2 separate regions of the Homo sapiens genome follow, and region 1 is linked to region 2. Evidence: read pairs that join two places in POLR2A ChIA-PET (ENCODE). Cell type or tissue: A673. All regions are shown on one strand. Each heading gives the region's core, and the rest is flanking DNA. Links, peaks and the distances in the headings are about the cores only.

Region 1 (2,920 bases), core at 308-2,807, 100 kb after region 2:
GTAGTCTCCACACTTTGGGAGGCCAAGGCAGGAGGATCGCTTGAGCCCAGAAGTTTGAAACCAGCCTGGGCAACATGGCAAGACTTCGTCTCGACAGGTGTGGTGTTACATGCCTGCAGTCCCAGCTACTTGGAAGTTGAGCCAGGAGAACTGCTTGAGCCCAGGCGGTTAAGAGTGCAGTGAGCTGTGATTGTGCCACTGCACTCCAGTCTGGATGACAGAGCGAGACCCTGTCTCAAAAAAAAAAAAAAAAAAAAATTTACATTTATCTTGTTATAGTCTAAGTAGTTCTTTGGAAAAAATAATCCATAATATAGTTCCTCATAATATTTTTCTTTATAAATTTTCTACTTTATTCCCATAAACATATTTTACTTTTCTAATATATATATTTTTAGCTTTTAATGTAATGTGTAAAAGACAGGGTATAGAAGAGCATCTTGGGCCCTGAGTTAATTTAATAGATCATGGAGTAGCAGGAGACACTAATAATGCACAGGAAAATAAAAAACTAAACTCTTTAGGTAGGCAGTTTGATAATATCTACCAGGTCCTAAGATGTTTAAAATATTTCAAACTGCCAATTCCACCTCTAGGTGTTGATCCAACAAGTATATTCACATGTATGCACAAATATTTTTTTCAATATCCCTGTCATGACATGAACAAAAATTATACAAACACATGTTCATAGTGATATTGTATATAATAGTAAAGACTGGAAACAACTTAAATGCCCATAAGTAAAGGACTATTTAAATAGATTATATATGATTGTACAATAAAATGCCTTATACTCCTTTAAAAGAATGAGGGAGACTTACAATAACATGGAAAAATGTCTAAGGTATAGTGATAAGTAGGGGGAAATGCAAGTAGAATAATATGTATAATTCTGTGTGTGTGTGTGTGTGTGTGCGTGTGTGTGCATGTATGCTTCTTAAAGAGCAGCTACAATATATTGCTGTTTGCATATACAAGCAAAATTTCTGGAAATATTAATAACAATCATCTCTGGGAGTAAGATGATGAGAATGAGAATGGTGACTTTCATTTTACCTTTCTGAATTCTAAAAAGATTTAAGCATTCAGCATGTGTTAATGTTATTTAAAAAAAAAACTAGTTTAAAAAATAAAATGTTTCATCCCTGAGAGGTCTAAAAAAAAAAAAGAAAAAAGAAAACGTTTAAAGAGATAAAGTGGGGACTAAATGGTTAAATGTTTTGTAAAGTGTGTTTGATGTGAAAAGTGATCTGTAAATACCTATTATTTTTACTAAACAATAGAGTTTGGGGCTTTTGTAACCTGAAGAAAGCAGCATTTCAGCATCTCTTCCTACAGGAGCATATGGTGTTTAAGACTATGGGGGGATGAATGCCTTAGAGATCACCTCTCCTAGAGTTGATAGGCAGATCTTTTCAGTGTTTTCCATTGCTCTTATGGAGGAAAAGTTCCATGGAAAAGACTATAAAGGTTCAGTGACATTGCTTAATCCAGTGTTTAAAACTATGGTCAGATATTCTTTTTTTAAAAATTAGCCACATGGTGATTGCAAAACATGATTGCTTTTAAGTGCCTTTGTTTACAAAGTTTGGTTTATTGTATTATATAAAGAATGCCATTGACTAAGTGTAGTAAGATACCTCTTGGTGAAAATTCAGATATTATCTTGAGAGTTTTGTCCTAGTGTTTTACAGATTAACAGGAGACAGAATGTTGCATTACTCTGTAATTCTAAGTGTTGGTTTTCTTCCTTTTGATACTCAGGGGATTAACTTACTGTTTATTTTTCTACATCGAGCCCTTAGAGAAAACATAAAAATACAAATAGGTCCTGTGGTATAATCATTTTTTCTTATGAGTAAGTATTTTAAAACTAAAATTATGTAAGTTAAAGCTATTACATGAAAGCTTTAAAAATACAAAAATTGAGCACTGCACATCTCACATTACTACAGACGGTAATACTGAGTTAATGTAAAACTACCTGGCAAACAATCATAGTAAAGACTTCTTGGATGAAATGGTGGTACATAGGGGAAATTTGCATATATTTTATTTTTTTCTTTATTATTATTATTTTTTTTTTTGAGACAGCGTCTCACTCTGTTGCCCCGACTAGAGTGCAGTGGCGCGATCTTAGCTCACTGCAACCTCCACCTCCCGGGTTCAAGCGATTCTCCTGCCTCAGCCTCCTGCATTATTTTTATTTTTTTAATGAGACAGGGTCTCACTATCTTGCCCAGGCTGGTCTCAAACTCCTGGGTTCAAGCAATTCTCCTGCCTCCGCCTCCCAAAGTGCTAGGATTACAGGTGTGAGCCACTGTGCCCAGACAGGTATTTTAATGTTCATTCATTCATTTGTCAACTTCAGGGTAATGAAAGAAAACAAATACAATTAGCTTTCTATTATTGAAAGCTGACTGACCAATTTATGGATGATGATGATGATAATAATAATAATAAATTTGAATTTGGTGTTGTTCACAAAGTACTTTTGTCCCTGTATCTTTTTTTTTTTTTTTTTGGAGACGGAGTCTCACTCTGTCATCCAGGCTGGAGTGCAGCAGTGCGATCTTGGCTCACTGCAACATCCGCCTCCCAGGTTCAAGCGATTCTCCTGCCTCAGTCTCCCAAGTAGCTGAGATTACAGGCGCCCACCAGCACGCCTGGCTAATTTTTGTATTTTTAATAGAGAAGGAGTTTCACCATGTTGGCCAGGCTGGTCTTGAACTCCTGACCTCAAGTGATCCACCGGCCTCGGCCTCCCAAAATGCTGACATTACAGGCATAAGCCACCATGCCCAGCCTTTTGTCCCTGTATCTTAATCAGCCCGTGAGGTAAACATTACCTCAGTTTAAGATTAAAGAAAGTAGGGCTAGGATAGATTAAGGTTTGCCCATAGACAAAGCAGCTAGA
Region 2 (2,920 bases), core at 300-2,799:
ATATTGCATATTTTGCTTTTTTTTTTTTTACCTATTCTGCTTTAGAAATATTTCCATATTAGTACATCAAAAACTTCCTTGTTTTTATTTATTTCAGATAATATTCCATTATATAGATACACCATAATGTATTTAACCAGTCTCCAGGATATCGTTATTATAATAAATGCTGCAATGAGTAACATTGGGAAAATGTCATTTAACATAATTATAATCAATTCCTAGAAATAGAATTGCGGGCCCAAAGGGAATAGTTTTATTTTTAATAGACATAAAGCTAGGATGGGACCCAAGGTCCTATCCTAAAACCAAACCTGAAAAAAAAAATAGTACCGACCAATATCCCATGCAAGAAGTCCATGCCTAAACTCCAGGTTTTTTTCTAGGATCAGGCCAATGACTATCATAAACACCTATGATTTAGTATCTATTCCTACTGCCTATGAGGAGAGTTCTGATTTCAACTGGGCCTGCACTCTGTGCAGAGATCAACACAGACTGATTTCTGCAGGCGACCTTCCTGCACTTCATATGGTTTATGAGAAAAAGCCGTTGTCAAAAGCAGCTTATTCTTTCCTGCAATTTTCTTTTCAGAGGAACTCTTTTCTTTGGCAATAATCAGGGGGTCTTATTCACAAGGGTCTCTGCTAATCTCTTGCCCTGGGCAGGGTAATTCTTCCCTATGACTTGGCAGTTCCCCGATCTTTCATTTCTTCCTTGATGCTCTCCTATTTTGGGTCTCTAGTCTCTTGCTTTTGTTAGTTAGGGCTAAATTCTTGTCCTGAATCTTCCCTTTGGCCTAAAGCTTAGAGACCCAAGGTGTTTCTCTTTGGCCTCCATAAAGACACAAAGCATCCTAGGCAAGGGACACTACAAGGGGACAGCCTTGTGGCTATCTCTGAAGCCCTACCTCAAAGTTGAGCTTCCGCTCACCAGCAAGCTGCTCTTTAAGTTATGGTTGGCTTGGATTTCGGGCAACCAACACTCTTGATTGTAGGAGGCATTCCTTGATTACTGAAGTCCCTAGATTACTAAGATCCTCCTTTAGCTTTTGGGAGTTTCTCACCCCAGTGGTTCTCATGACACCTCCCAATTATGGTTTAGTAGGTAAGACCCCTTGTATTGACCATCTCTCTAGAATCTCTGTCCGTTGAAGCAATTTCTGAATTCATCTCCAAAATCCTTTTCCTAAGATGGAAACTAGTTTAGAGAAATGTTCATTTCTTTGAGAAACATCTCTTTTTAGACACTCTCACTCCTCTGTTCTCTGGCTCTGGGGCATTGCTATTTTATGGCTAGAATCTTTTGAAACACTTCTACTCTTATCCCTTTACTTATTTCCTGACATTGCTCAACCTGTAATCAGCTCTGAGCTACCTCTATTAGCATTCTATAAAGTCCCACTTTTCTAGGTTATTTTCCATGATGCTGGATGAGAGGGACTGAAAAGTCTGCCAATTTTTCTCCCCATCCAAGGGAACGGGGAGGATTCTGCAGGCCCATGACCAATATTCGACAGGGCTTCTTCCAAGAATTTCCTGGTGGGAACTGAGTTTTTTTTTTTTTTTTTGAGGTGGAGTCTTGCTCTGTCGACCAGCCTGGAGTGCAGTGGCACGATCTCAGCTCACTGCAACCTCTGCCTCCTGGGTTCAAGCAATTCTCCTGCCTCAGCCTCCCAAGTGGCTGGGACTACAGGCACAAGCTGCCACGCCCAGCTAATTTTTTGTATTTTAGTAGAGATGGGGTTTCACCTTGTTGCCCAGGCTCATCTCGAACTCCTGAGTTCAGGCAATCTGCCCGCCTCGGCCTCCCAAACTGCTAGGATTACAGGCATGAGACACCGCACCCAGCCGGGAACTGAATTTTATGTGAGCACCTTGTCTTCTGCCTCCATGAGGGTTCCCCCAAGGCGCTTGGCAACCTCCCTATGGTGTTGGCTACTGAACTGTGGGTGACCGAGAAGAAAGGCAGACTAGGACAAAATGTGTAATTGGGCTTCTCTCATCTTTAACAATTTTATGGATTCAAGGATCTTGAGGGGTAGGTACTACCTCTGCTGTACCCAAAATTAACTGAGTTTTTAGTACATGTCAAGGGTTTAGATCAGGGAAGAAGAGCCCTAGAGAGTTATTCAGGTGATATTCTTCTCAGAGAGTTTTAATCATTGGTATAACTGTTTCTCCAAAGAATAGGGAATGAATCTCTTTGAAAGATTATACCTGAGGTTTACAAGCTTTCACTTAGCTCCTTCTAGGCAGCTTCTCTCATCATAGTGCACTTAATCAATTAGAATACAAAATGACCTTGTTACAGTGTGAGGACATCTTGTGGTCAGAATGCTATATAGGAAATTAATTGCAAATATAAGACCATCACTCACTTTACCCCCAGTTCAGCCTGGTAGTTCTTAATTTTAGGTATCTCTAGCCTTCCTTGATATCAATCTAGGTTCCTCTTCTAATACTAGAGCTAAATCTTTCAGTTCTCTTATTTATTAAAGAAGGAATAGAGCTCTTTACTTGCGAGGAAATAGGCTCTTTTCACAATCATCTGACACCTAACTTTGTAGTCTCAGCATTCTAAGTAACAGCGATCTTTCTGCACTTGTCTTTCTTTCCTGGCATACATCCCCAGACAAATGTTCAAGGGATGCTTTTCCCTCCTTTCTTACTCAGTGTCTTCTTTTCTTCAGATGCCTTTCTGAAGTTGCTTAGTTTCTCTAAAATATCTGCCTTTTGCTGTTCAAACCTTCATTCTGTAAGGAAATAACAGAACTCCACCTCTTTGCACACATACAGTGATCATACTACCTGATACACACGTTAGCATCTCTAAAACCTAATTTACTTTCATAGTCCAGGTCCCAAATCAAGCTACACAGATTTTTTTTGTTAAGTGTTTTTGTGGCAGGGGCTGGGGG

Evidence for each region. Peaks named below come from ENCODE experiments on the same cell type or tissue, not always from the same donor. Only the 100,000 strongest peaks of a DNase experiment are listed, where the experiment ranks them.
Region 1: POLR2A ChIA-PET joins it to region 2 with 9 read pairs; 3 of 35 experiments call an interaction of 5 or more read pairs at or near these places.

Annotation. Positions count from the first base shown.
Region 1 is chr17:29,765,628-29,768,547 of GRCh38, reverse strand. The region is part of intron 3 of SSH2 (slingshot protein phosphatase 2); the gene reads left to right. Among named protein-coding and RNA genes, the nearest start is that of SSH2-AS1, 130 kb to the right of the region's middle. In A673, for the core only: no CTCF peak of the experiment used is centred there; no DNase peak of the experiment used is centred there; H3K27ac peaks cover 402 bases.
Region 2 is chr17:29,867,388-29,870,307 of GRCh38, reverse strand. All of the region lies in intron 1 of SSH2 (slingshot protein phosphatase 2), which reads left to right. Among named protein-coding and RNA genes, the nearest start is that of SSH2, 61 kb to the left of the region's middle. In A673, for the core only: a CTCF peak has its summit at 2,340; no DNase peak of the experiment used is centred there.